Regions from separate parts of the Homo sapiens genome. Here region 1 is linked to region 2. The links are chromatin loops, found by intact Hi-C in ENCODE. Cell type or tissue: GM12878. All regions are shown on one strand. Links, peaks and the distances in the headings refer to the core of each region. The heading gives the core; the rest is flanking DNA. Region 1 overlaps SETBP1 (SET binding protein 1). Region 2 overlaps SETBP1 (SET binding protein 1).

Evidence for each region. Peaks named below come from ENCODE experiments on the same cell type or tissue, not always from the same donor. Only the 100,000 strongest peaks of a DNase experiment are listed, where the experiment ranks them.
Region 1: a loop joins it to region 2, with 4 times the contacts of the local background. A loop is called at or near these places in 9 of 110 quality-filtered maps.

What each region holds. Positions count from the first base shown.
Region 1 is chr18:44,833,584-44,836,395 of GRCh38, forward strand. All of the region lies in intron 2 of SETBP1 (SET binding protein 1), which reads left to right. Among named protein-coding and RNA genes, the nearest start is that of MIR4319, 140 kb to the right of the region's middle. In GM12878, for the core only: a CTCF peak has its summit at 1,487; no DNase peak of the experiment used is centred there.
Region 2 is chr18:44,785,935-44,788,746 of GRCh38, forward strand. The region is part of intron 2 of SETBP1 (SET binding protein 1); the gene reads left to right. Among named protein-coding and RNA genes, the nearest start is that of SETBP1, 110 kb to the left of the region's middle. In GM12878, for the core only: no CTCF peak of the experiment used is centred there; no DNase peak of the experiment used is centred there; H3K4me3 peaks cover 1,264 bases; H3K27ac peaks cover 990 bases.

The DNA of each region.
Region 1 (2,812 bases), core at 212-2,711, 48 kb after region 2:
AACAATGGTCAAGACAGAGAGCAATGCCTTCGAGGAGAGAGCTAGAAGTGTGCCCAGTGGTTCCTGCCCACAAGGCAGACATGCAAAGGTGGGTCAGCTTCCTTAAATCCAGAGAATACGGTCTGCAAATGCTGCATTTCCTGGCTCAGAAATGGCCACTTTTTACTCCAAGCTCCCCTGGCTCATAGCAATTCATGCAGTAGTTATTTTAAGTGGAAAGGGGAAAAGATAAAGGATCTTTTAAATTACAAGATTTGCCTTTGATTCTGCTTCTTGGACAATGTATGTTCTTTTGTTAAACAAATACCTGGTTTTGGGTATAAAAGGTGAGGCCTGCAAGGCATGGCATGAAAGAAAATAAATTGTTCTGCATAAGAAATGATTGAAAATTTTAACGTAGGTGTGGGCAGAGTAGAAAACTGAAAAGAAGGTTTGTGGAAGGGGGAAGATCTTATTTCCATCAGAATAGAGAATCAAAAATAAGAACATAGGACTGGACTTCAGGAATTTGTAGAAACTCAGGGAAGGCATTAAACTCCTCATTTAGCATGAGATAATGGGTGTGGATCCGTTGTATATAGATCTCCAAGGATGGTTCAGCTATGCTATGGGTTACCTTCAGTTTCACCTTGCACACAGAAGCTCCCAAGAGGGCTGGGGCCTCATTTACTGGCTTCATTCCTCAGCAAGAACATGGTGCTAAGCCTTGCATAGAGAGAGTACTAATGAGATACCTCTTTATGGGAATGACAATACAGTGAATAAGTCAAGACATGGCACCTGGGAATGTATGGTTAATTGCTAAGTACGTATGAACTAGACTGACAGTATAGATTATAAAACGGTAATGGCCAATTCAGAGCTGTGAGTCGAAAGGAGGGCTTCCTGAGTGTTTGTCAAGCAGGAAGAGTATATGTGGATGGGTAGAAGGTGGCTAATCCCAGAGATGATTTGTGGCCCCCGGAAGCTATAGAAGAGGCACAGAGCAGGAGAAGAAGGGGTTAATCAATTGTTCTCCAAATGTCCTCCATCAGCAGGGACCAGTAAATGTAATGATTAATCAATCAAATAATTACTGTACACTCGTCAAATGTCAGGAGATGTGGCAAGGACTGAGATTCAGAGATGAATTAAGATAGAATTACTTGCCCTCAAGGAGTTGTGTAGAAAGTGACCAACAGGGGCAAGACAGAAACTAAAAATACAACCAGATACCTTTGTTCAACATAGGCCCACATGGACATGGTAGGGACAAGAAAGGATATGAGTTAAATCAAAAGGAGGGAGAGGGGAGCCAAGGGCAGTTCTCTGGAAAGGGTGCAGTTGTAGGTACTTGGAAACAGGAGCAGTTTTCTAAGCAGAGGAAAGAGGAAAGGGTATGGCTGGCTTATGAAGTATGAGGTGGGACAGACAGGCGACTAGGCTGGGGAGGGAGATCTTTATCAGAGCAGATGGGCCTTCTTGGAGTTTCTAGGGAGATTGGATTTTACAGAGCAGCTAGAGGGAGCCATTGAAGAGTATTAAGGATGAGGGGAGGTAACAGAAGTCCTGTTTTAGGAAGGTCCCTGGGTTGGGAGAAGCAGCACAGGGTCAGGTCACAGAGGAGTAGCCATGCAGTGCTCAGGACAGCTCTCCCTGGGGCCACTCCCCTCCAAGGGAGGGGCTCTACAGCTCTTGCATCTCGAAGAGGCCCTTGGGTGCGGTGCATTTTATCAATATCATCAAACTAAGCCAGCCTTCAAAGGTTTGTGAAGGAGGCAGCGTCGTGTTTGACAGTCTCTCTACTGTGTCCTCTTTGCTCCCTGCCCTCAGCTTTTTCCCATTCCCTGCCTGTGCTCATGCTGAAATCTCTCTCCAGATAAAAGCCCATCTGATTAAGATTTAAGCAAAAGTTTAGCAAATAAAAATACAGGACTCCAACTAATACTTTTTTTGTCCCATGAATAGTTCTAAAAAAGAATTTTTAAGTATTTTAAATTCAAATTTAACTATTGTCCTATATTTTATCTGGCAACCCTACATTTAATACGTCTAAGAATCTCATTTTAGAGTTTAGGGATCCACCTTGTCTGGCTGCTCAATGTTTCTTTCCCATAGGAAGATGCTGAGGCCCCTAAAGGTCAAGTGGTTTGTTTGTGAAGTTCACACGGCCAAGCCAGAGCAAAGCTGTGACTTCCAGACCAACTCTGTGTCCACTTGGCAACCTGTTCTCTGTACCTAGGAATGAATTAGTTAAATGTGGCAGACTTCCTAGAAGCATTTGCATTTTTAAAAGAAGGCCTGAGGGCAAAAACTCCTAGAGTAAGAATGTCTAAGAATGAAAATTCAAGTCCTATTCAAGAGGAAAGGCATTCTGTCCTGGAGCTTTCTTGGAATTAAGGCCTCTTTCTGCAGCCAGGGGAGCCTGCCTGGCCTTCTGATCCGGCAACTAATCACGTGAAGCATTTGGCCACGGACAACGATCCTGTCCATTGGAACGATACTTTGAACTTTTCAGAGTGCATTCAGAAACATCATTTCCTTACTCTCTATAAGCTTTTTTTTTTTTATTGTAAATGTTATTTACATGCTTTCCATATTTCCAATTTGGTTTCTGCCACCAAGCGAATCAGGAAAGTTTGATCCACAAACACTGAATTGTATATCAGCTTTTTATAAACACACTGCAGTCAAATTTCCATTATTTTCTTTGCTTAACCTGCTGCCTTCATTTTATTAGAGTCTCATGCCTTTTCCCTAGTTAGGTTCTGTCTAGCATACCTCTGGTTCAACGTTATTGCTGCCCAAGAAAAAATGTCAGATTGTTTAAAGC
Region 2 (2,812 bases), core at 82-2,581:
CTAATTTGACTCTTTTATTTTTCTCACTCCATCACCCAAGAGTTTCCTGCTGTTCCCCTCTGTTTTTACATATGACCTTCTCTGTTTCATGGGGTGCTTCTTCCTCTAGTTCATTTCTATCAATCTCAGTATTGATTTTTCAGAAAGGCCATTGATGAAACTAGCAGAGATATGTCCCTTTCTCCCACCTTTTATTGCTGGCCTCTAAGTCAACTTCCTGTCTATGACAGAGAATCTCCTTTTTCCCTTGGAAATGCAATGTTTTAGTTATTTGTGGTTGATACTTTTTCTAAAGTTTTTGAAAGCTACAGCGTTGACATCCTAGATTTTTTCCTGTGTACATGCTTATTGATTTGCATAAAGAAGACACACACACCCCAGGCTTTTTGGTTTAATATTGACAACAGCCCAGATTTAGTCCTAAGCTCTAGCACACACAGAAATGCAAATATGTGATTTGAGAGGTCCTTGATTTTTTCCCCAAGAATTACATCTTTTCTATGCCACCTAATTATGGAACTACTGTGTACTGTTCTATAGTCATAAGCAGAAGTCACTGGCCAAAGAAAAGATGCAGATATGTTATATGGAACTTGGAAGTTGTACTTTTGGATAAATATGCCTTCTTGGTAAAGATCAAGGGTAACAGGGAAGGGAAAGATTCCATGTAGGACTATGGGGAGGGGAGAATGCATTTGAAGCTCTCTCTAAGACATCAGCAGCTCCTTTGGGCAAAGAGAAACTGCCCCGACAGAAAGAAACATTTTTGGGTATTAGTTAAACATTGCCTGAATATTTGGATCTTGCTTTTTTCTCTCCTCCTCCAAGAACAAGTTTTAGTGGCCTGGGTTTAGAGAGCCACACGGGACCTAAGGAGGGAGGGGTTGTATTGACTTTCACTTGATTTACTAAAGCAATTGAGTTTGTCGGGGGAAATGTGATCGTCTCCATCAGCTGTCGTGCTGAGGTTGCTCCTATCAGGCTGTCAGTAGCTTTCAGTTTCTGATCTTTCTCTCAAATTTGCTGTCTATTTGAAGAGGAGACGAAAGATGCTTTGGGTATCAAGAAGGGAGAACATTTTGAGCAGTTACCTGGGAATCCATTTATAGACTTTGATGCCCTGTCAGTTTTATTCGGATGGTGTGTAGTAACATAGAAGGGACAATAGTGCTTTCAAAGGTAATTTAGATTTCTCTCTTTAGGAATAATTTTATTTATGAGGAACTGAGCATGAGTGGAACTAGGATGAGAAAGGGTGCTGGTGTGTAGGCAGGCTTCTTTCCTTGTTTATGGTGATATAGCTTAATTCAATATCATACAGTAGCAGTAATTGAAAGGATATTTCATTTATATAGCATCTGTCAGCCTGAAGTACTTTCAGAGTCTTCACAAACAGGAACTGCTTTCCTTCTCAGAAAAAAATGCTGCTAAGTTGAAGATGGAACTGAGGCAGGCTCCAGGAACCCTAACTAAATACAAAACTGAATGAACTATTGTGGTAAATGGGAGCAGGCGCTCTTCATTTTATGAGATAGATGAATTACTGAAAAAAATACACAGACATGGAGTTTCTTGGGGAAGTCAATTAAAAACAAAATCCCAGTACTGTAGTAGTTGGTCATTTAAAAGAAAATTGTTGGCCGGGCGCGGTGGCTCACGCCTGTAATCCCAGCACTTTGGGAGGCCGAGGCGGGTGGATCATGAGGTCAGGAGATCGAGACCATCCTGGCTAACAAGGTGAAGCCCCGTCTCTACTAAAAATACAAAAAATTAGCCGGGCGCGGTGGCGGGCGCCTGTAGTCCCAGCTACTGGGGAGGCTGAGGCAGGAGAATGGCGTGAACCCGGGAAGCGGAGCTTGCAGTGAGCCGAGATTGCGCCACTGCAGTCCGCAGTCCGGCCTGGGCGACAGAGCGAGAGTCCGTCTCAAAAAAAAAAAAAAAAAAAAGAAAATTGTTCTCTAAGGAAAAAAAGGAAATAAGAAACAAAAGACTTCATGAAACATAAATAAAGACCTTCTGATTTGTTTAGTTTTACTTATTTGGACTTGTATACATTAGTTTATTGGAGTTTTTTTTTTTTCTTCACAATAGGAGCAGAGCTATGCTTTAGAGATCAAAGATAAAATGTGGCACCGGAAGGTAATGTCCCAGATGTTAGGTGGAAAAATTTCTCAAGTGATTGAAAGAAGTTCATCCTCAGAGTGTAGAATCTTAGTTTCCGCTGGCTCCTGGGAAAAGCCATTCCTGATGGTCGTAAGAAATGGTGCCACTTCTCTTGGGCAGATAGGAGGGAAGGCTGCCTCCTTTCTGAACTGCTTCCTGAACTCCTCCAGCAGCAGGAGGCAGGGGTAGAGAGGGAAGGTATATTTTGGGGGGCTTGTCCAATGACTTCAGGAGACAGGATATCACTTCTGATACATTTGCAAATTAATATGTCACCCGACAGCAGCTGGCTTGTTCCCTGTTGAATCTTTTATTTATGCACAACCTCCTAAGCTATGTCTCTGTATTTTATCTTGATGGGGACCCTGTGGAAGGTTCTCATTGTGTTAACTTTAGATGGCTGAGGCCATTAGCAGAGTGAAGAGAACAGGTGCTTGGAAGCCTGGCCTTGCTCATATAATAGTCTGTGCAGGCTCAAGACCTTATCTTTGCAGTATTTCCACTCACTTATGGTGTTGTTTATTCTGTTACAAACACTCCTAAGAAGGGAGCAGAATTGTTTATGGAAAGGCAAGCATGGAGTACTGTTTTAGTACTGTTTTAATTAGTAAAACTATCAGTCATGAAAGTGATCATTTAAATGTAAGAA